Linked DNA regions of Homo sapiens: region 2 is linked to region 1. A link is an interaction called in ENCODE POLR2A ChIA-PET data of the cell type or tissue named here. Cell type or tissue: GM12878. All regions are shown on one strand. Each heading gives the region's core, and the rest is flanking DNA. Links, peaks and the distances in the headings are about the cores only.

Evidence for each region. Peaks named below come from ENCODE experiments on the same cell type or tissue, not always from the same donor. Only the 100,000 strongest peaks of a DNase experiment are listed, where the experiment ranks them.
Region 2: POLR2A ChIA-PET joins it to region 1 with 10 read pairs; 14 of 35 experiments call an interaction of 5 or more read pairs at or near these places.

The regions. Positions count from the first base shown.
Region 1 is chr2:207,716,287-207,728,596 of GRCh38, reverse strand. CCNYL1 (cyclin Y like 1) reads right to left here. Exons shown (of 10, transcript NM_001330218.2): 2 at 3,723-3,797; 3 at 1,721-1,755. Among named protein-coding and RNA genes, the nearest start is that of CCNYL1, 11 kb to the right of the region's middle. In GM12878, for the core only: no CTCF peak of the experiment used is centred there; DNase peaks (open chromatin) are centred at 4,236 and 6,640; H3K27ac peaks cover 263 bases.
Region 2 is chr2:207,662,079-207,670,078 of GRCh38, reverse strand. It overlaps LINC01857 (long intergenic non-protein coding RNA 1857), which reads right to left and starts at 7,695. Exons shown (of 4, transcript NR_135566.1): 1 at 7,557-7,695; 2 at 2,515-2,580. In GM12878, for the core only: no CTCF peak of the experiment used is centred there; a DNase peak (open chromatin) is centred at 7,698; H3K4me3 peaks cover 1,379 bases; H3K27ac peaks cover 1,313 bases.

The DNA of each region.
Region 1 (12,310 bases), core at 2,324-10,323:
TCTTATGAAATAGGAAGCTTTGGCTAGGTGCAGTGGCTCACACCTGTAACCCCAACACTTTGAAAGGCTGATGCAGGTGGATGGCTTGAGGCCAGGAGTTTGAGACCAGCCTGAGCAACAGGGCAAAACCCCATCTCTATGAAAAATACAAAAATTAGCTGGACATAGTGGCACATGCCTGTAGTCCCAGTTACTCGGAAGGCTGAGATGGGAGGATCACTTGAGCCCAGTAGGTTAAGGATGCAGTAAGCCAAGACCACACCACTGCCCTCCAGCTTGGGCAACAGAGTGAGACCCTGTCTCAAAAAAGAGAAAAAAAGAAAAAAAAAAAAAAAGGCCAGGTGCAGTGGCTCATGCCTGTAATCCCCACTTTGGGAGGCCAAGGCGGGCAGATCACCTGAGGTCAGGAGTTCGAGACCAGCCTGGCCAACATGGTGAAACCCCGTCTCTATTAAAAATACAAAAATTAGCTGGGCGTGGTGGCAGGCGCCTGTAATACCAGCTACTTGGGAGGCTGACACAGGAGAATCGCTTGAACCCGGGAGGCAGAGGTTGCAGTGAGCTGAGATCGCACCACTGCACTCCAGCCTGGGGGACAAGAGCAAGACTTTGTCTCAAAAAAAAAAAAAAAAGAGAGAGAGAGAAAGAAATAGGGGAGGTTTTCAGACAGGCTAGATCTCTAAATATGTCTGTCTATGGGCCCTTTCCCAGGAAAATGTACTCCGGTAAAACTAGGAAGGATAACAAGATAGAGGGAAACACAGAATCTAGGATTTAGGGGACCCAACACAAAAGGACAGTTATGTGAGATCCCAGATGACTTCAGAGAGATATCCCAGGAAAACAGGCACAGAACAGTCTTAGGAAAAACCCGTCTATATTTGAAGAGGATGACAAAAGGCTGAGGAAAGCTGTCTCCAAGAGAAAAATGGAACAGATGTGTTTTAGTAGATGGAAAACATTTTTGATAGGCATGTGGCAAATGCTACAACATTTGGGGGGAAAAATAGCTGTTAGAAAACAGCCAAATGAATATAGTCAGGAAATTAATTCCACACACACAAAAAAAAAGACATGAAAGCAAGGAGACCAGCCAAGGGTTACTACTGCATTTGGCTGTGTGAGCTAGTGGAGGCTAGGAAGAGACGTGCAGACACGCCCAGATTTCAGAAATATTTAAGAGAAACAAAGGATGTACAAGGAGAAGACAGTGAGAATAATATATGACTCAGCAGTGAATAATATCTGTATAATCATAACAATGTAAACATCAATTACTGATTTAATTAAAAATGTGATATATATGGGAGAAATAGAGGGAAGAAAATAAGGTCACGGTGGAGTGAGGAAGCTAAGTTTTCACTTGTTATGACAGGAAGTCAACATATAGTGCTAAAAATGAACTTAGCTATTATAATTTTGTTACTTGATTTTTAAAAAGATTAAAAACTTTAGGCAAAAATATTTAAGGCAGATATTTATACCACAACCAAACTATTGAAATTTAACTTAAATGTCAGAAACCCTTAACAATTGGGTACACTAAGTCAAAGACTTTCCTGCATAAATCTGATTCTCAGCAAAATAGAAATGATTTAGAAAATCCACAAAAAGAGGCTCATACTAACAGTATTGGGTCCCCATTATATTTTTATGGAATCATGACAGACATACTTTTAATTCAACTGTTAATTTCTTAGCTTTCCAACTGTTTACTTACATGGTTCAAATGGTTGCTCTTCCTCTTTTCTCGCACTAAGAATAAAAAAAATTAGCTGATCAATTCTGATACAAATGCCACAGTATAAAAGTAGTTGCTAATCATCTGATTAACAATATACAAAATGAGATAAAATTCCATTTAAAAAATAATTTCCAACAAAATTCATCATTTAAATCATCTGGCAAGATGAATCCCATAAAATAAAATCTAAAAACTTAGTTTTACTTTTTGAACTGACAGATATTCTATTACATGGAAATGAAAGAATCCCTACATAAAAAAGAAAGGGGCAAAACAAATTATGCTAAATGAGAAATTTAGCTAATAGGTTTCCCTGTTGCATATCTGAACCATCATCCAGCAGTATTTTTTAATTCTACATTTACAGGTAGCTTACTTTAATTACCAAGATCTAACACCTGACAGCTCTAAGAACCAGTTTCTGGCTAGGTGCCAATCTCTAGCTGCACCACAATCACTGCAAACATCCTGAACCACTTACTGGTCATCTACTAGTATGTTACTGAAAAAATAAACGGGTCTTTACACAAGTGGAAAGTAAACTTCCTTAAATTTAAATGTTAAAATGAATGTTAACCTAATTGAACATGGTATATTCAGCACATAAAATCATTTTAACAAAGGCCAGAAGAATAAAAGCTCCAAGAGGGACTTGGACCACGCTTTGTTTCCTATACTGCCTCTTCCTTTGATGCTAGACAAGTATCACAAGCACACACTCCTTACCACTGAAGAAAGAGGAGCATGGGATAGCTCTTCTTTTACTGCTTCCACACTCTGTCTGTGTGAGAAGCCTATGGCTCTGAAAGAAACTGAGAAATACAACTATCCTAACCAGAAATGACCAGCTCAAGACAAAGTCCACACGAGCTTCGAAAATGCTGCTTACAACTCCCCTGCTTTGTGTTGTGCTCCATTACTTCAAGTATTATAGAACCCCCACTTCTTGTATTCTTGCTGTTGAAATCAAATGAAAAACCTGGTTGTATATAGCTTTTTAGCAAATAAATTAGGATTTAACATAATTATAAGGAAGATAAACAGGAGTACAGAAAAATACAACAGTTCTGATTCTCATCCTAAAACAAGCAGGACAAGGAAAATGTACGTAAGTTTCACTTGCTGAGGCTAACCTTCTGGGAAACACCATGGGGCATGTTTATATTTACACTACATTAGGATGGAAAAGTTAATAGCTTAAAAGTTCTGAGTAGCATAAATTTGAATGTGATAGGCTCATGTGGTTAGAGCATTGTATAAAAGGAAGCCAAAATCACAGATTCAATCCCTGTATACGAACTGATTTTTTGTTGTTGTTCAAATGAAACCAAGCTGCAGCTTAAATCCTATCATTCATCTTTAAAATGTACTCTTTTGGAGCAAGGGAAAGAGGTCAAAGAAGTATGGAGAAATATGCATAAATCCATGATACTGGCCAGATGGCTCACGCCTGTAATCCCAGCACTTTGGGAGGCTGAGGAGGGCAGATCACGAGGTCAGGAGTTTGAGACCAGCCTGGCCAACATGGTGAAACCCCATCTCTACTAAAAATACAAAAATTAGCCGGACATGGTGGCTCATGCCTGTAGTCCTAGCTACTTGGGAGGCTGAGGCAGGAGAATTGCTTGAACGTGGGAGATGGAGGCTGCAGTGAGCTGAGGCCACATCATTGCACTCCAGCATGGGCAATAAAGGCACTCCAGCCTCTCAAAAAAAAAAAAAAAAATCCATGTTACTAAATCATGTGGCCAATTAATTGTGTTATAAAAAGGTGGCAAAACCTGTAAATAGGTCTACATGTTATTACTAAACAATCACAACTAAAGGAAAGTATATCACATATTAAAATCAGTGAACATATGAAAAGAAAATTTTAAACTAATACATCAGTTCTTCTAAATACCTTCTATAATACATCCAATAAAATAGAAACAGTTTTCAGTCTTTTCCTTGGAAGGAAAAAACAGTATTGTCTTACCATCCGTTTGAGATTTGCTCAGGAAAATTGTGCTTGCCCTTGGATGGTCAGAAGGGTTTGACTCCAAAGCTAAATCTATAGAAGAGGAGGAAAAAGACGTGACACTTTAGGTGAGTAGAAAAGATGATTTCTGAAATAGATACACATCCATTTTAATCACTTTTAACAGTCTTCAGAGAAGTTTTTAGTAATAAATATAAAGGAAATAAAGACAATACAAAAATACTCCTGGGGAATGCAAAATTGTAGAATCTCTCCACACACGTGGAACAAAAACCAGGCTGTGTCAGAGACTTTTAATAAAAAATCTGTGCCTAAATAATCTGGTACAAATGTTAGATGAATCATACGCATGTCCTCCTCCTTCAACTTATCAAATAGAAATATAACCACACTCTCCTCTCTACTGCTATTACTAGCACATTTCAAGAACAATCTCAAGTAGCAAGTGATGCTGTGGCCAGTTACTGTCAGGCACCAGCTCAATACATCAAATATGGTAAAACAAAGAGTTGTTTTTGGCAAATGTTCTTTAGACAATTAAACGGCTAATTCTAACTCCATTCAACAAGTAAACTAATTTAGTTAGCTGTGGTTTTTTGGGGGGCCATTCATCATGGCAGATTTAAGAGGACTGAATGGAAGTTCTGTGTTCTAACATACAGAAACATGTTAGAAAATGATTAACGTTTGCCCTCAATTTCTCACTTCTTCCTTCTAACAGCATGGTTAATTTGGTGTTTCATCAAGAGTACGTTTTAAAGCAGATCTTAGGGCTGTTTCTAAAAAATTTTGCCCCTATCTATGTCAAGATAAACCTGCCTGTAGTCCACCTTGCACCAAAGTTGGATAATATATTTAGGCAAGACTACAAAACAGACTCTTGAATTTTCATGAAACAAACTTTGCCATAATATGGGATAATAAAAATTGTCACGAGGGGAAAAAATAAAAATCTATGATATTCTTCAGCAAGGTCTTTTTTTTTTTTTTTTTTTTTGAGATGGAGTCTCACTCTATTGCCCAGGCTGGAGTGCAGTGGCACGGTCTCAGCTCACTGCAACCTCTGCCTCCAGGATTCAAGCAATTCTCCTGCCTCAGTATCCCAAATAGCTGGGATTACAGGTGCCTGCCACCACGCCGGCTAATTTTTGTATTTTTAGTAGAGACGGGGTTTTACCATGTTGGCCAGGCTCGTCTCAAACTCCTGACCCCAGGTGATCCACCCACCTCAGCCTCCCAAGGTGCTGGGATTATAGAGGTGAGTCACCGCGCCCAGCCCAGCAAGGTCCATTTCAAGCCACTTATCTTAACCAATCTTGTAAGAAACTGGGCCAAGATCCAGAGTAACAGTTAAGGCGATATTTCCCAAAACTACATATTAATATAATTGCTCTACTTTTAAAAAAGCGATTTAGTGGTCAAATGACAATATACTCTATCCCTGGCTCTTACAAAATCAAAACGCACATTGATATACTAAAAACTAATCAGTCTAGTAGTGATTACTGTCTAACTCAGCATTTCACAAATTTATCTACCTAGAATCCTTTTCTCTCTTCCAAGTAATTTGGTTAGAATCTTATATGAACATAATTTTGGGACTTCCTGGTTAAAATGAATTATGAATCATCCATTTTAATAGTACTGCCAGATCACTAAAAACTTACATACCTAAACCAACTGCTTTGTTCTCCATGGAAAGTCCTTCACTCAACTTTTTTAAACTGCTTTTAGAGGAAACTATTCTTATGTAAAAGACCCACACAAAAATTATGTTTGAAGTTTTTCCACATCTTGAAAAGATGACGTGACAATTTTAAGCTATTTGGAAAAATAAAATCATTTGTGCACAAAATGACAGGCAGAGACTTTCACAGCTGCCTCTACCTAAAGCTCCTTTTTTTTTTTTTCCGAGAGAAGAGTCTCACTCTTTCGCCCAGGCTGGAGTGCTGTGGTGCAATCTTGGCTCACTGCAACCTCCACCTCCCGGGTTCAAGTGATTCTCCTGCCTCAGCCTCCCAACTAGCTGGGACTACAGGCACGCATCACCATGCCCGGCTAATTTTTGTATTTTTAGTAGGGACTGGGTTTCACCATGCTGGCCAGGCTGGTCTCAAACTCCTGACCTTGTGATCTGCCCCCCTCGGCCTCCCAAAGTTCTGGGATTACAGGCGTGAGCCACCACACCCAGCCTCTACCTAAAGCTTCTAAAAGGATTCATGACTACTTCCTTTCAAAAAGAAAGCAAATATACTACCATTTGAATCTAAAAAATAACTAATGTTTACAGAAGAAGCCATATTATGAATCAGTACCTATGTCATGATAAAGTTTAATTAGGAATTTTCAATGAAGTCCAGGAAAATTAAGTACCAAAATCAAAGAGGAGCAGGCTTCACACACACACCTCCCCCGCCCCAAATCAAGATGTGCTACTATGTATTTAAATATAAGAAAACCAAGATGTGCTACTGTGTAAATATAAGAAATATCCAAGGCGGCTGGGCATGGTGGCTCATGCCTGTAATCCCAATACTTTGGGAGGCTGAGGCTGGCAGATCATGAGGTCAGGAGTTCGAGACCAGCCTGACCAACCCAGTGAAACCCCATCTCTACTAAAAATACAAAAAAATCAGCCAGGCGTGATGGCGTGCACCTCTAGTCCCAGCTACTCGGGAGGCTGAAGCAGAAGAATCGCTTGAACCCAGGAGGCAGAGGTTGCAGTGAACCAAGATCACACCACTGCCCCCCAGCCTGGTCAACAGAGCAAGACTACATCTCAAAAAAAAAAAAAAAAATCCAAGGCAACTAGGATAACAGAAATGATAAGATATAGAGAAAAAAGCCAAATAAGCCCAAGTAACAAGCTGGCACTCCCTCAACTCAGGGGTTTTAGGGTGGGCATGTGACTTACAGCTGGCCAATCAATTACATTTCTCTTGGGACTTCCCAAGAACCAAAGGAGAAAGGCAGGGCTGTACTCTAGCACTGCTAGCCAGCCAGGAGCTGCCACCGAGGCTGAGGCAGGAGAATTGCTTGAGCTCAGGAGGCAGAGGTTGCAGTGAGCCGAGATGGCGCCACTGCACTCCAGCCTGGCAACAGAGCAAGACTCTGTCTCAAAACAAAAAAAAAAAAAACAAAAAACTCCTAAGAATGTTTGAAACTAGAAGAAATAGTTTTTGATATCATGGTTAGGGGTTATGTATAAAATTGTATTTTAAGACCCACCAGTTTTGTATTATCAATTTAAATTGCAACTTAATTCGAAAGCATGATAGTATGATGGGGGGCAAGTAAGACAAAAAAAAATTAAACTCAGGTCTTAATATAAACACCCCCCTCAGGGGAAGAAATCTGTAAGATCCACTGACATTGAACACTGCTTCTCCTTGAATCTATCAGCCATCTCAATTTCACAGATGTTAATTAAAAATGTAAAAATATGGAACTTAGAATAAATGAAATGCATTATTACTAAAGGCTAAAAGTGTTAAAATTATGCAATTGTAAACTGTAAAGAAATTATTTTTCTTGTCAAAATATTAAAGGGAGAGGGCAGCAACCAAGAAAGTAACTGACAGAAGCAGCATATTTCAGAGAAAGAGATTGAGTTCAACATATTGATTTCAATATATCCCAATTAAACAGGAGACATTGGCAGTTTCTGGGCCAACTGCTGGGCATCTGTTTATTTAAAGGCTTACTGCATTTACTGACCTGCTCTACCATACTGCACACTGTATTAGTCTTACGGTCCATAACACAAACATTTCAAACCTCTCAACTATGATGTAAACGCTGAGATTTTATCTAAGTTCACACGTTCCACCCATCAGGTAAGTCTTACCTGATGGGTCTTGAGCTGCCCTGCCTCATCTGAGGTCACACAGTACCAGCCAAGCTCCAGTCTCATGCTCACTCATGCCTTGCTTTTGCTTTCCTAGCTTCTGACAATCCTAAATCTGGTTTCCGAAACACTGCTCTACCTCCTTCTATGTCAGTGTTCAGTCTTGCTTTAACTTACCTTCACGCCTCAATCTATGTTTTAGTGATCGTGACTGAGCTGTGACATTTCATATGCTATAGTATACCTTTCTCCCTTTGTGTATTTCTTAATAGCACTTAACTCCTTTTTTAGACTTTTAAGAGTATTTCTGGGTGGAGTGCAGTGACTCACACCTGTAATCCCAGCACTCTGGGAGGCTGAGGCAGAAGGATCACTTGAGAACAGTTCAAGACCAGCCTGGGCAACATAACATAGTGAGACCCCCATCTCTACAAAAATTTTTTAAAAGATTAGTTGGGTGTGGAGGCACATGCCTGTAGTTCCAGCTATTTGGGAGGCTGAAGTGGCAGGATAACTTGAGCCCAGGGATTTGAGGTTACAGTGAGCTCTAATGGCACTACTGTGCTCCAGCCTGGGCGACAGGCAGAGTTGTGACCCTGTCTCATACAGAGAAAAGAAAAAAAAAAAAAAAGTCTGGGTTACAAGTACCTCCATTTCATTTTTCATTATCCAATGTTATTATTTTAACTCTAAAGCTTAATTAACTGAAAAAAAGGTGGAAAAAAGGCAGTATCCAAAGAAGCCCATGAGTCATTCTATAAATTCTAATCCTATATGCCATATATCTGAAATTTACATTCTTGATCTACCAAGCCTTTTTTTTTTTTTTTTTTTTTTGAGACGGAGTCTCACTCTACCACCCAGGCTGGAGTGCAGTGGCATGATCTCGGCTCACTGCAACCTCTGCCTCCTGAGTTGAAGCGATTTTTCTGCTTCAGCCTCCCAGGCAGCTGGGACTACAGGCATGTGCCACCACACCCAACTAATTTTTGTATTTTTATTAGAGATGGGGTTTCACCATGTTGGCCAGGATGGTCTCCATCTCCTGACCTCGTGATCCACCCACCTCAGCCTCCCAAAGTGCTGTAGTACAGGCATGAGCCACCACCACACCTGACCATACCAAGTCTTATCTTTTTAAACCTTGGAAAACTCTTAGTCCCAGCTACTTGGGAGGCTGAGGCAAGAGGATCACTTGAGCCCAGGAAGTGGAGGCTGCAGTGAGCTATGATCACACCACTGCACTCCAGCCTCGGCAACAGAGAAAGACCATCTCAAAAACAAAAAACAAATTAAAAAACCTTGGCAAACTCAATTTACACCTCTCAAAGCCTGTCTTCTCATATGTAAAACAAGTATAATTCTTATACTACCTAACTCAAAATATAGTGAGAATAAAATGAAATGCAAGAGCAATTGCTATAAGCCGGGCGCAGTAGCTCACACCTGTAATCCCAGCATTTTGGGAGGCTGAGGTGGGCAGATCACCTGAGGTCAGGAATTCAAGACCAGCCTGGCCAAGATGGCGAAACCCCTTCTCTACTAAAAATATAAAAATTAGCTGGGCGTGGTGGCACATGCCTGTAGTCCCAGCTACTCAGGAGGCTGAGGCATTAGAACTGCTGGAACCCAGGAGGTGGAGGTTGCAGTGAGCTGAGCTCGTGCCACTGTACTCCAGCCTGGGCAACAGAACTAGACTCCATCTCAAAAAAAAAAAAAAAAGCAATTGCTATATACCACATAATGCACAATAAATTATAAAACAAAGTTTTCACAAATTAAAAGCAAAAGTGAACAGTTAGCATTTATTGGAAAGCCCATACCAAAATAACATCTTCAGCAAATATGCACTTTGGCTACCTCTGAAATTAAGGGAAAAACAGTCACACACCACCACCAAGAATTCCTTTCAGTGTTGTTGTTTTAAATAAGCAAATACATATTATTTCATACATTACTGTACATTCTCCTCCTTGTTTTTTTTCATGTAACATATCCTGGATATCTGGGTATCACTCCATAGCAGTAAAGAGAGTTTTTTTTTTTTTTAACAGCTCCATAATTCTCCTCTGTGTGGATATAACAGTTTATTTTACCAATTTCTTACTAGACATATTATTTCCAATATTTAGCTATTGAAAATAATGCAACAAAACCTTATGCACATGTTATTTCATATTTATGGGGTATGCCTTCAGGATAAATTCCTTGAAGTAGGATTTCTGGATTAAATGCATTTGCAATGTTTGAGATTATGCCAAATTCCTCTTCAGGGAGTCAAACCACCTTACATTTTAACCAGCAATACACGAATGCAACTCTTCGCAGCCACACCAAAGAATGTATTGTCAAGTTTTTGGATCTTCTCCCAACAGAAGAGAAATCACAGCACAGTTTTCGTTTGTATTTCTCTTAAGTGTGAAGCTGTGTTTAAGGATCATCTGCATTTATTTTTCTGTGACTTGTCTATTCATCACTTTGCTACCTACTTTTACAGCTAGTCTGATCTTTTTTTTTTTTTGAGACAGTCTCACTGTCACCCAGGCTGGAGGGCAGTGGAGCAATCACAGCTCAATGCAGCCTTGACTTCCTGGGCTCAGGAGATTCTCCTGCCTCAGCTTCTTGAGTAGCTGGGACTATGGGTGTGTGCCACCACACCTGGCTAATTTACTTTTTGTAGAGGCAGGGTCTCAGCACGTTGTCCAGGCTAGTCCCAGCCCACTCCTGGGCTCAAGCAATCCTCCTGCCTCTGCTTCCCAAACTGCTGGGATTATAGGCATGAGCCACCGTCTGATCTTTTTCTTAAACAATTAAAAATATTGGCCGGGCATGGTGGCTCACACCTGTAATCCCAGCACCTTGGGAGGCCAGGGTGGGTGGATCACGAGGTTGGGAGATCGAGACCATCCTGGCTAACACGGAGAAACCCCATCTCTATTAAAAATACAAAAAATGAGCCGGGTGTGGTGGCACGTGCTTGTAGCCCCAGCTACTCGGGAGGCTGAGGCAGGAGAATCGCTTGAACCCAGGAGGCGGAGGTTGCAGTGAGCCAAGATTGAGCCACTGTACTTCAACCTGGGCGACACAGTGAAGATTCCATCTCAAAAAAAAAAAAAAAGAATTAAAAATATTTCCCAGGCTATAATCCTCCAATGGTTTCCTATCACAACTAAAGTCTATATTCTTTGCCAAGGCCCACTATACACACATGGCCTTAACCCACCATAGTCCTGGCATCCTTTTCACTCTTCCGCAGCCACCCTGTGTCTTTCTGTCCTTGGCCAAAAACAAGTTTGCTCCCATTCAAGGAACTCCAAAGTAACTGTCTGTGTGGACCCCTGGCTCTCACCAACCATCCTCACAAGGCTCCCTTCTCACTTTAGGACTGCTCACAGGTCACGTAAGGAGAGCAGCCATCTTTCATCCCCACAACCCCCATGTAACTGTCCTCCTCCCCAATCCATGACCCTATTTTACTTTTCTCCCTAGCACCTCACCACCTAACATTCTTGATTATTCATGTATTATCTATCCCTAGCTCCCTCCAGAATGTAAGGATCAGAGTTAGGATGAGGTTCTGTCTTGTATACCACTGTCTGCCCTAAATCTGGAACACAGCCTGGCCACCTAAAGGTACTCAATAAACATCTGTTTCAGCACACCCAAAACTAGTCAAGTTTCTCCCAGTTTTCCCACATCTTTTAATATTTCTTCTAACATTCTCTCTTGATTTGTCATCTAATCAAATCTTTTAAAGTGGTAAGCATCAAATCTTTTAAAGTGGTAGCTATTCAGAATTAAAGATGCAAGATAGGCTACCAAGAAACAAAAAATATTAAATGATGAATTCTAAAGTCCAGGGAAAAGTCAATGCTAACTCCAATTTGACATAAGAACTTTTTTTTTTTTTTTTTTTGAGATGGAGTCTCGCTCCGTCACCCAGGCTGGAGTGCAGTGGCGTGATCTCGGCTCACTGCAATCTCTGCCTCCTGGGTTCACACCATTCTCCTGCCTCAGCCTCCCGAGTAGCTGGGACTACAGGCGCCCGCCACCACGCCCGGCTAATTTTTTGTATTTTTCGTAGAGACGGGGTTTCACCGTGTTAGCCAGGATGGTCTCGATCTCCTGACCTCGTGATCCACCCGCCTCGGCCTCCCAAAGTGCTGGGATTACAGGCGTGAGCCACCACACCTGGCCCATAAGAACATTTAATACTAAAATATCTTAACTACAAAATGACTCAACCCATAGATTTAACTGAATTCTACAGGGAGGTACAAGGCATCAGTCATCAAAATATGTTTTTATCGGTACCCTTGAAATCAAATGTAATGAGACTGTGTATGATGTTACTAGAAAAGATGCCCAATCATAAAGGATAGGTAAATAAATGATACTCCAACCATCTGATGGTACATTAAGCAGTTACTAGAAGGCATGCGATAGAGCAGGGTGTCCTGGCATGGAAAGATATCTTGGAGCACTCTCTGGATGTCAAGCAGTGATTCAGGAATTTATGACATTATTTCACTGCTGTAAGTTATGAAGCAGCTCATATAGAATGATCTCATTTTTCTAAAATAAAATGTTATATTCATATGCATACCATAATCAATGACTTTTCTGTATTCTCTATGTCTTTTACATCAAACATATTATTCAAAAAAGCAAAAAAAAAAAAAAAAGAGAGGGCTTAAAATAGCTACTGGAAAGAGGAAAGATCTGTTGCTCAGAGGTT
Region 2 (8,000 bases), core at 1-8,000, 56 kb after region 1:
ATGGAAGTTCCTCAAAAAATTAAAAATATACTTAACATATGATCCAGCAATTCTACTTCTAGCTACATATCCAAAAGAATTGAAAGCAGGATTTCAAAGAGATATAGTATTTGCACACCCGTGTTCACAGCGGCGTTATTCACAATAGCCAAGATGTGGAAACAACCTAAATGCCCATCGATAGATGAATGGATAAAGAAAATGTGTTATGTACATACCAAGAAATATTATTCAGCCTTAAAAAGGAAAGATATATAGTATTTGCACACCCATGTTCACCCCGGCATTATTCACAATAGCCAAGATGTGGAAACAATCTAAATGCCCATCGATAGATGAATCGATAAAGAAAATGTGTTATGGGCCGGCGTGGTGGCTCAGGCCTGTAATCCCAGCCGAGGTTGGTGGATCACGAGGTCAGGAGTTGGAGACCATCCTGGCTAACACGGTGAAACTCCGTCTCTACTAAAAATACAAAAAAATAGCCGGGCATGGTGGCGAGCGCCTGTAGTCCCAGCTACTTGGGAGGCTGAGGCAGGAGAATGGCAAGAACCCAGGAGGCGGAGCTTGCAGTGAGCCGAGATCACGCCACTGCACTCCAGCCTGGGCGACACAGCAAGACTCCATCTCAAAAAAAAAAAGAAAAAAGAAAATGTGTTATGTACGTACCATGAAATATTATTCAGCCTTAAAAAGGAAGGAAATGCTGACACATGCTACAACATAGATGAGCCTTGAGGACATTATGCTATGTGACATAAGCCACAAAAGACAAATACTGTATGATTTCACTTATATGAGGCATCTAAAGTAGTCAAACTCATAGAAACAAAAAGTAGAATGGTGGTTGCCAGCACCTGATGAGAAGGGGAAGTGGGGAGTTGTTTAATGGGTGTAGATGGCCGGGCGCAGTGGCTTATGCCTGTAATCTCAGCACTTTGGGAGGCCGAGGCGGGTAGATCACGAGGTCAGGTGTTTGAGACCAGCCTGGCCAATATGGTGAAACCCCATCTCTACTAAAAATACAAAAATTAGCCGGGCATGGTGGTGAGCGCCTTACTCTCAGCTACTTGGGAGGTTGAGGCAGGAGAATCGCTTGAACCCAGGAGGTGGAGGTTGCAGTGAGCCAAGATCATGCCACTGCACTCCAGCCTGGGCAACAGAGCAAGACTCTGTCTCAAAAAAAAAAAAAAAAAAAGGTGTAGGGATTCAGCTTTGCAAGATGAAAAGCTTCTGGAAATCTGTTGCATCACAATGTAAATTTACTTAACACTACTAAACTGTACACTTAAAAATGATTAAGATGGCAAATTTTACGTTGTGCGTTTTTTTGTTGTTGCTGTTGTTTGTTCTACCACAATTAAAAAAAATACCCATTCTTAGGATCCAAGTAATTTCTTTTTTTTTTTCTTGAGATGCAGTCTTGCTCTGTTGCCTAGGATGGAGTACAGTGGCACGATCTTGGCTCACTGCAACCTCTACCTCTTGGGTTCAAGGGATTCTCCTGCCTCAGCCTCCCAAGTAGCTGGGACTACAGGCATGTGCCACCAGGCCTGGCTAATTTTTGTATTTTCAGTACAGACAGGTTTCACCGTGTTGGACAGGCTGGTCTCGAACGCCTGACCTCATGATGTGCCCGCCTCAGCCTCCCAAAGTGCTGGGATTACAGGCATGAGCCGCCGTGCCTGGCTGATCCAAGCAATTTCAATTTAATGTCTCTAAGGGAGCAGGGAGCAAATTCCCTTTGTTCTCTGCCTGGGTATTTCTGGATCTTTTTTAAAGCTTCCCAGATAATTTTTTATATACAGCCAAGGTGAAAGTAATTGAAGTCTGCATTTCCTTTAAGAAACTTACCTAAGGCCGGGCGCGGTGGCTTATGCCTATAATCCCAGCAGTTTGGGAGGCCGAGGCGGGTGAATCACCTGAGGTCAGGAGTTTGAGACCAGCCTCAACATGGAGAAACCCCGTCTCTACTAAAAATACAAAATTAGCCGGGCATGATGGTGCATGCCTGTAATCCCAGCTCCTCAGGAGGCTGAGGCAGGAGAATTGCTTGAACCCAGGAGGCAGAGGTTGCGGTGAGCCGAGATCATGCCATTGCACCCCAGCCTGGGCAACAGAGTGAAACTCCGTCTCAAAAAAAAAAAAAAAGGAACTTACCTAAGGCCGGGCGCAGTGGCTCACGCCTGTAATCCCAACACTTTGGGAGGCTGTGCGGGCGGATCACCTGAGGCCAAGAGTTCGAGACCAACCTGGCCAACATGGTGAAAACCCTTCTCTACTAAAAATACAAAAATTAGCAAGCTGTAATGGTGCACTTCTGTAATCCCAGCTACTCAGGAGGCTGAGGCAGAAGAATCGCTTGAACCTGGGAGGCAGAGGTTGCAGTGGCCTGAGATAGTGCCATTGCACTCCAGCCTGGGCAACAAAGTGAGACTCCGTCTCCAAAAAAAAAAAAAAAAAAAAAATTCATACAGGCCCAGGCGTTGAGGGAAGCTCAGCTTCTTCACTCACTGTATGTGACAGCTGGGGCCTCACTTCTCAACTTGCAATGGACAAAGCGCAGTGGAGCTTCTTAACCTGGATGGCAGAAGAGAGAAGAGAGATGGATTTGCAGATGCATTCATGTGGAGACAGCTATCTTTAAACTTATATTGTGCCATTATAAATGAGAACAACAACAGCCTTCCGTGGGTTAGAATGGGGAAGTTGAATAATTTCAATAATTTAAAACAAAGCAGTAAGTCAAAGTCAAAGACTCCTAAAAGGATTTTAATTACTGCAAGAGTATAGAGTCCCTTCAAACAGGCTCCCTTTCTAAAAACACAGCAATCCTAGCTCTGGGGAATAAATGTAGTACTGACTGAAACCACAAATGATGACTGAGAGTGAAAAAAAGAGCTATGTAATTTAAATAAGCATTTTCTTTTAAAAGTATCTATTTTTTTAAAAGAAAGAAAAAATATTTCAAAATATGTTTGTTGGCCTATCCTCAATCTACAGACACATTCATAGACATTTCTCTCAAGGTTCTCCCCGAAGAAAGACACCATCTCCCAGACAAGAAGAAATTATATTTTGCAAGGTTTTGAATGAGAACACGCCTCCAAATCAAACATGTGTGTTGTCTTAATGATTAAAATAGTCTCTTGTTTTACAAAGGCAGATTTGATCTTTCTATCAAATAAAGCATGTTTTGATGATTAAAATGTTTGTAAACACAGCAGTAGTCAGAAAGAACACTTTCATTTGTTGAATCCATTTTTCCTCTATCTCTTCTTTCCTTTCTTCCTTGAGTTGCCCATAAGGGCCAGGCAGGTGGTGCAAAATAGCGGAAACTGTTAGATGCAAGAGTAGGGATGCTGGGGTGGTGATGAACTGGAGAGTGCGGGCTCCATCTGCAACGAGAAGCCACTGGTCAGCAAGAGCCAATGGGTGCCTTGCAGGAATGCTGGCCCAGTGCTAAGAGATTATCCTGTTACTCAAATAAGCCAGAATTCTTCATATTCATATGAAACCTCTCAGGTTCCAAATGGTTGCAATCCATTTAAACATTTGTTTAAACCAGGCAAGCCAACAGTGAGTGACCAGATTGCAGTCTTTGACTTAACCTGTTTAAGCTCAACTTTCTCATCTAGATCAAGGGGCTACAATACAGAAAATACTTTTTAAAAAATAATAAAAGCTGAACTCGTTGAGTCCTTACTTTGTGCTAGACAGTGTTTCAAATACTTCATAAATATTAATTCATGGCCGGGTGTGGTGGCTCACGCCTGTAATCCCAGCACTTTGGGAGGCTGAGATCGAGACCATCCTGGCTAATACAGTGAAACCCCGTCTCTACTAAAAATACAAAAAATTAGCCTGGCGTGGTGGTGGGTGCCTGTAGTCCCAGCTACTTGGGAGGCTGAGGCACGAGAATGACGTGAACCCGGGAGGCAGAGCTTGCAGTGAGTGTCTCTCTGCCTGGATATTTCTGTATCTTTTTTAAAGCTTTCCAGATAATTTTTTATATACACACAGACACACATACATAAAGGCTGGGCTCAGTGGCTCAGGCCTGTAATCTTAGCACTCTGGGAGGCCAAGGTGGGCAGATTGCTTGAGCTCAGGAGTTTGAGACCAGCCTGGGCAACATGGTGAGACATTGTCTCTATAAAAAATACACACACACACACACACACGCACGCACACAAATTAGCTGGGCATGGTGGTGCGTCCCAGCTACTCGGGAGGCTGGGCAACAGAGTAAGACCCTGTTTCAAAAAAAAAAGAATCTAGTTTTGCCCAAAGTGAGAATCTGCACAGCAAGCAACACCCTTCCCCTCCCCCTCTTCACACCCAAAACTTATCCCCTATGTCCCTCATTTTATTGAAATAAATAATTCCTGGCAGCAGTGCTCTGCAGGCCTAGGCTAGGCTCTGTGTGGGGAATCAAGGACGAATCAGACATAGAATTGCCCTGCAGTAGTTCGCTGTTGTCAGGAGAAAAAGACAAGAAATAACAGTAGCAAGAGAGAGAAAGGGGAAAGTGTCATAAGGAACACAGCTAAAGTGTTGCAGAAATTTAGAGAAGAGAGATTACTTCCAGCTGCACCCTTAATCACATACTGCCTCACATCTCTTGTATTATTGTCTTGTCTGGTTATTAATTCCTGTATCATTAAACAACAGCAAACCAGTCACACTGAATAATTAATGGTGTTGCTTCTTCCTCCACATCCAGATCATCAGCTCCTCCAAGTCAGGATTGGAGACTCTGATAGGCACATTTCAGAGGCTAATATCTATAGGCCCCCTCTTTTTTTTTTTTTTTTTTTTTTTTTTAGATGGAGTCTCGCTCTGTCACCCAGGCTGGAATGCAGTGGTGCAATCTCGACTCACTGCAACCTCCACCTCCTGGGTTCAAGCAATTCTCCTGGCTCAGTCTCCTGAGTAGCTGGAATTATAGGCATGCACCATCTTGCCTGACTAATTTTTGTATTTTTAGTAGAGATGGGGTTTCACCATATTGGCCAGGCTTGTCTTGAACTCCTGACCTCAAGTGATCCACCTACCTCAGCCTCCCACAGTGCTGGGATTATAGGTGTGAGCCCCAGCGCCCAGCCTATCTATAGCCTTAAGAATACCTGCTTCAGCAGAAGAGACCACCAATAAAATGTTATGGGAATAAAGCCTGTAACAATATAGTCCTTTATTAGCTTACTAATATTTCTTCAATGCATTCAACAAAATAGGAAATTCAAAGTGATAAATAGAAGACTGCTTTTCGGCTGGCTGCGGTGGCTCACACCTGTAATCCTAGCACTTTGGGAGGCCGAGGCGAGCGGATCACCTGAGATCGGGAGGTCGAGACCAGCCTGACCAACATGAAGAAACCCTGTCTCTACTAAAAATGCAAAATTAGCCGGGTGTGGTGGCGCATGCCTGTAATCCCAGCTACTGGGGAGGCTGAGACAGGAGAATTGCTTGAACCTGGGAGGCAGAGGTTGCAGTGAGCCGAGATCGTGCCATTGCACTCCAGCCTGGGCAACGAGAGCAAAACTCCATCTCAAAAAAAAAAAAAAAAAAAAAAGACTGTTTTTCCCTATAGTCACCTTTTTTTTAATTCTAGTGGGAGAAAATGTCTTCTTATTGGTGTTTCCTGGTTCCAGTGATGGATATCTCAGTTGGGTTTGTTCCCTCCTCTTGGCTACACAGAAATGTCAAATAAAGGTGACTAACTGTAATAGTAAATACACCTTGGGTGTTTAGACTGTTTTTATATAGTAATCTGAGACTCTTCTGAGAGCTTTTGTGTGTGCACCACCAGAGTATTGCCTTTTGGCATCATTTCCAAGTCTTTCCGAAAAACATGCTATGTTTCCTTTTTTCGTTTCTGATTTTTAAATGACAGATGGTTAGGAAAGGTCTTCTTTACTCTTATAATTATTTTCCCCAGTTTTTCTCCATTAAACAGCAATTACTCTCATGCATAATCTTCTTAAGTAGTTACTTTCTAGCTCCTGAAGAGCATAATCACCATGAATGTATTCATCTTATGCACTTCCTGGTTTTTCTCAGCGTGAAACTTCTACTGAATATAATTTGTACCACAGTAACTAACATGGACACTTAAACATGTTTGGTAGTTAACTTTTTATAAGCAGACCAAATTTTTAGATGAAACATTCATCTGTTTTACAAAGGGTCGTTTTCCTGGAATCTATCCAAAAGTACCTTCAAAGGGAAATTAGAAATATGACCACCGTATTTTAAATATTTTCCAAGGGAGTGGTGGAGTGAGAAAAATCTTTTTCCTCTGGCTTAAATTATCTCACATTATACCATGCTAAGCAGTTTACAAAACATGCAAATTATCTGCTTTGCAGAGAAGTAAAACCCCTTGTAAATTTATTTTTTCATGCTAGCAATATCAAAAACAATTTAACTTACACTATGCCAAACAAATCTTATTCTTATTAATTAATTAATTAATTAATTTGAGATGGAGTTTTGCTCTGTTGCCCAGGTTGGGGTGCAGTGGCATGATCTCGGCTCACTGCAACCTCCGCCTCCTGGGTTCAAGTGATTCTCCTCCCTCAGCCTCCCAAGTAGCTGGGATTACAGGCATTGTCACCATGCCTGGCTAGTTTTCATATTTTTAATAGAGACAGGGTTTCACCATGTTGGCCAGGCTGGTCTCAAACTTCTAACCTCAGGTGATCCACCTACCTCGGCCTCCCAAAGTGCTGGAATTACAGGTGTGAGCCACAGCACCTGGCCCCCCAAAAACTTGAGATTTAACAGTTAAACATATAAATCAAGTCATAACAAAGTAGTGAAAACAGAAACAAGCAGTTATGATATCTTCAGAAGAATTATAACTTATCTAAAAGCTTGGAAACAGTAAATGAAATATCAAAAGACAAAAACAAGAGATTTGATAATTTGTGAATTGTAATATTAAAGGCGATTTTGGCAGGCCATATTATTTTACCAGAAGCCACTCATGATGAATTTAGAAGAAATTTTATTCTTGGCATTTGGCATTCAGTGATGTCTACATTTTACAAATAATCTCAAAAGCGAATGAGACACAAAATTTTTTGCTTTTGTTGTTGAGTGTCAAAGTTTGAATTCTGTGGAAGGCATAGTATCCCTTAGTCTCTCAATAAAAAGTAGGCCGAGTGCAATGGCTCACACCTGCAATCCCGGCACACTGGGAGGCTGAGATGGATAGATCACCTGAGGTCAGGAGTTCAAGACCAGCCTGGCCAACATGGTGAAACCCCACCTCTACTAAAAATACAAAAATTAGCCGGGCATGGTGGTGCACATCTGTAATCTCAGATACTTGGGAGGCTGAGGCAGGAGAATCGCTTGAACCTGGGAGGTGGAGGTTGCAGTGAGCCAAGATCACCCCACTGTACTCTACCCTGGGTGACATAGTGAGACTCTGTCTCAAAAAAAAAGTATCCTATCTGACCCCCCATCTTAGTCTGTTTCTGCTGCTATAACAAAATACCACAGACTGAGCAATTTATTTTTAAAAACCCCAGAAATCTATTTCTTACAGTTCCGAAGGCTGGGAAGTCCAAGATGAAGGCACCAGCAGGTTTGTTGCCTGGTGAGGGCCCAGTGTTTGCTTTCATGAACACTGCATCCTCAGGAGGGAGGAACACTGTGACCTCACATGGCAGAGGGCAGAAAGGGAAAAGGGCTGAACACAGTTGGTTAAGATTTTTTGTAAGTCAGTCAAGCCTAATGCCACTCACGAGGGCTCCACTCTCATGACTTAATCACCTCTGGAAAGCCCCACTTCTTCTTTTTTTTTTTTTTTTTTTTTTGAGATGGAGTTTCACTCTTGTCACCCAGGCTGGAGTGCAGTGACACCATCTTGGCTCACTGCAACCTCTGCCTCCCAGGTTCAAGCGATTCTCCTGCCTCAGCCTCCCGAGTAGCCAGGACTACAGGTGCATGACACCATGCCCAGGTAATTTTTGTATTTTAGTAGAGAT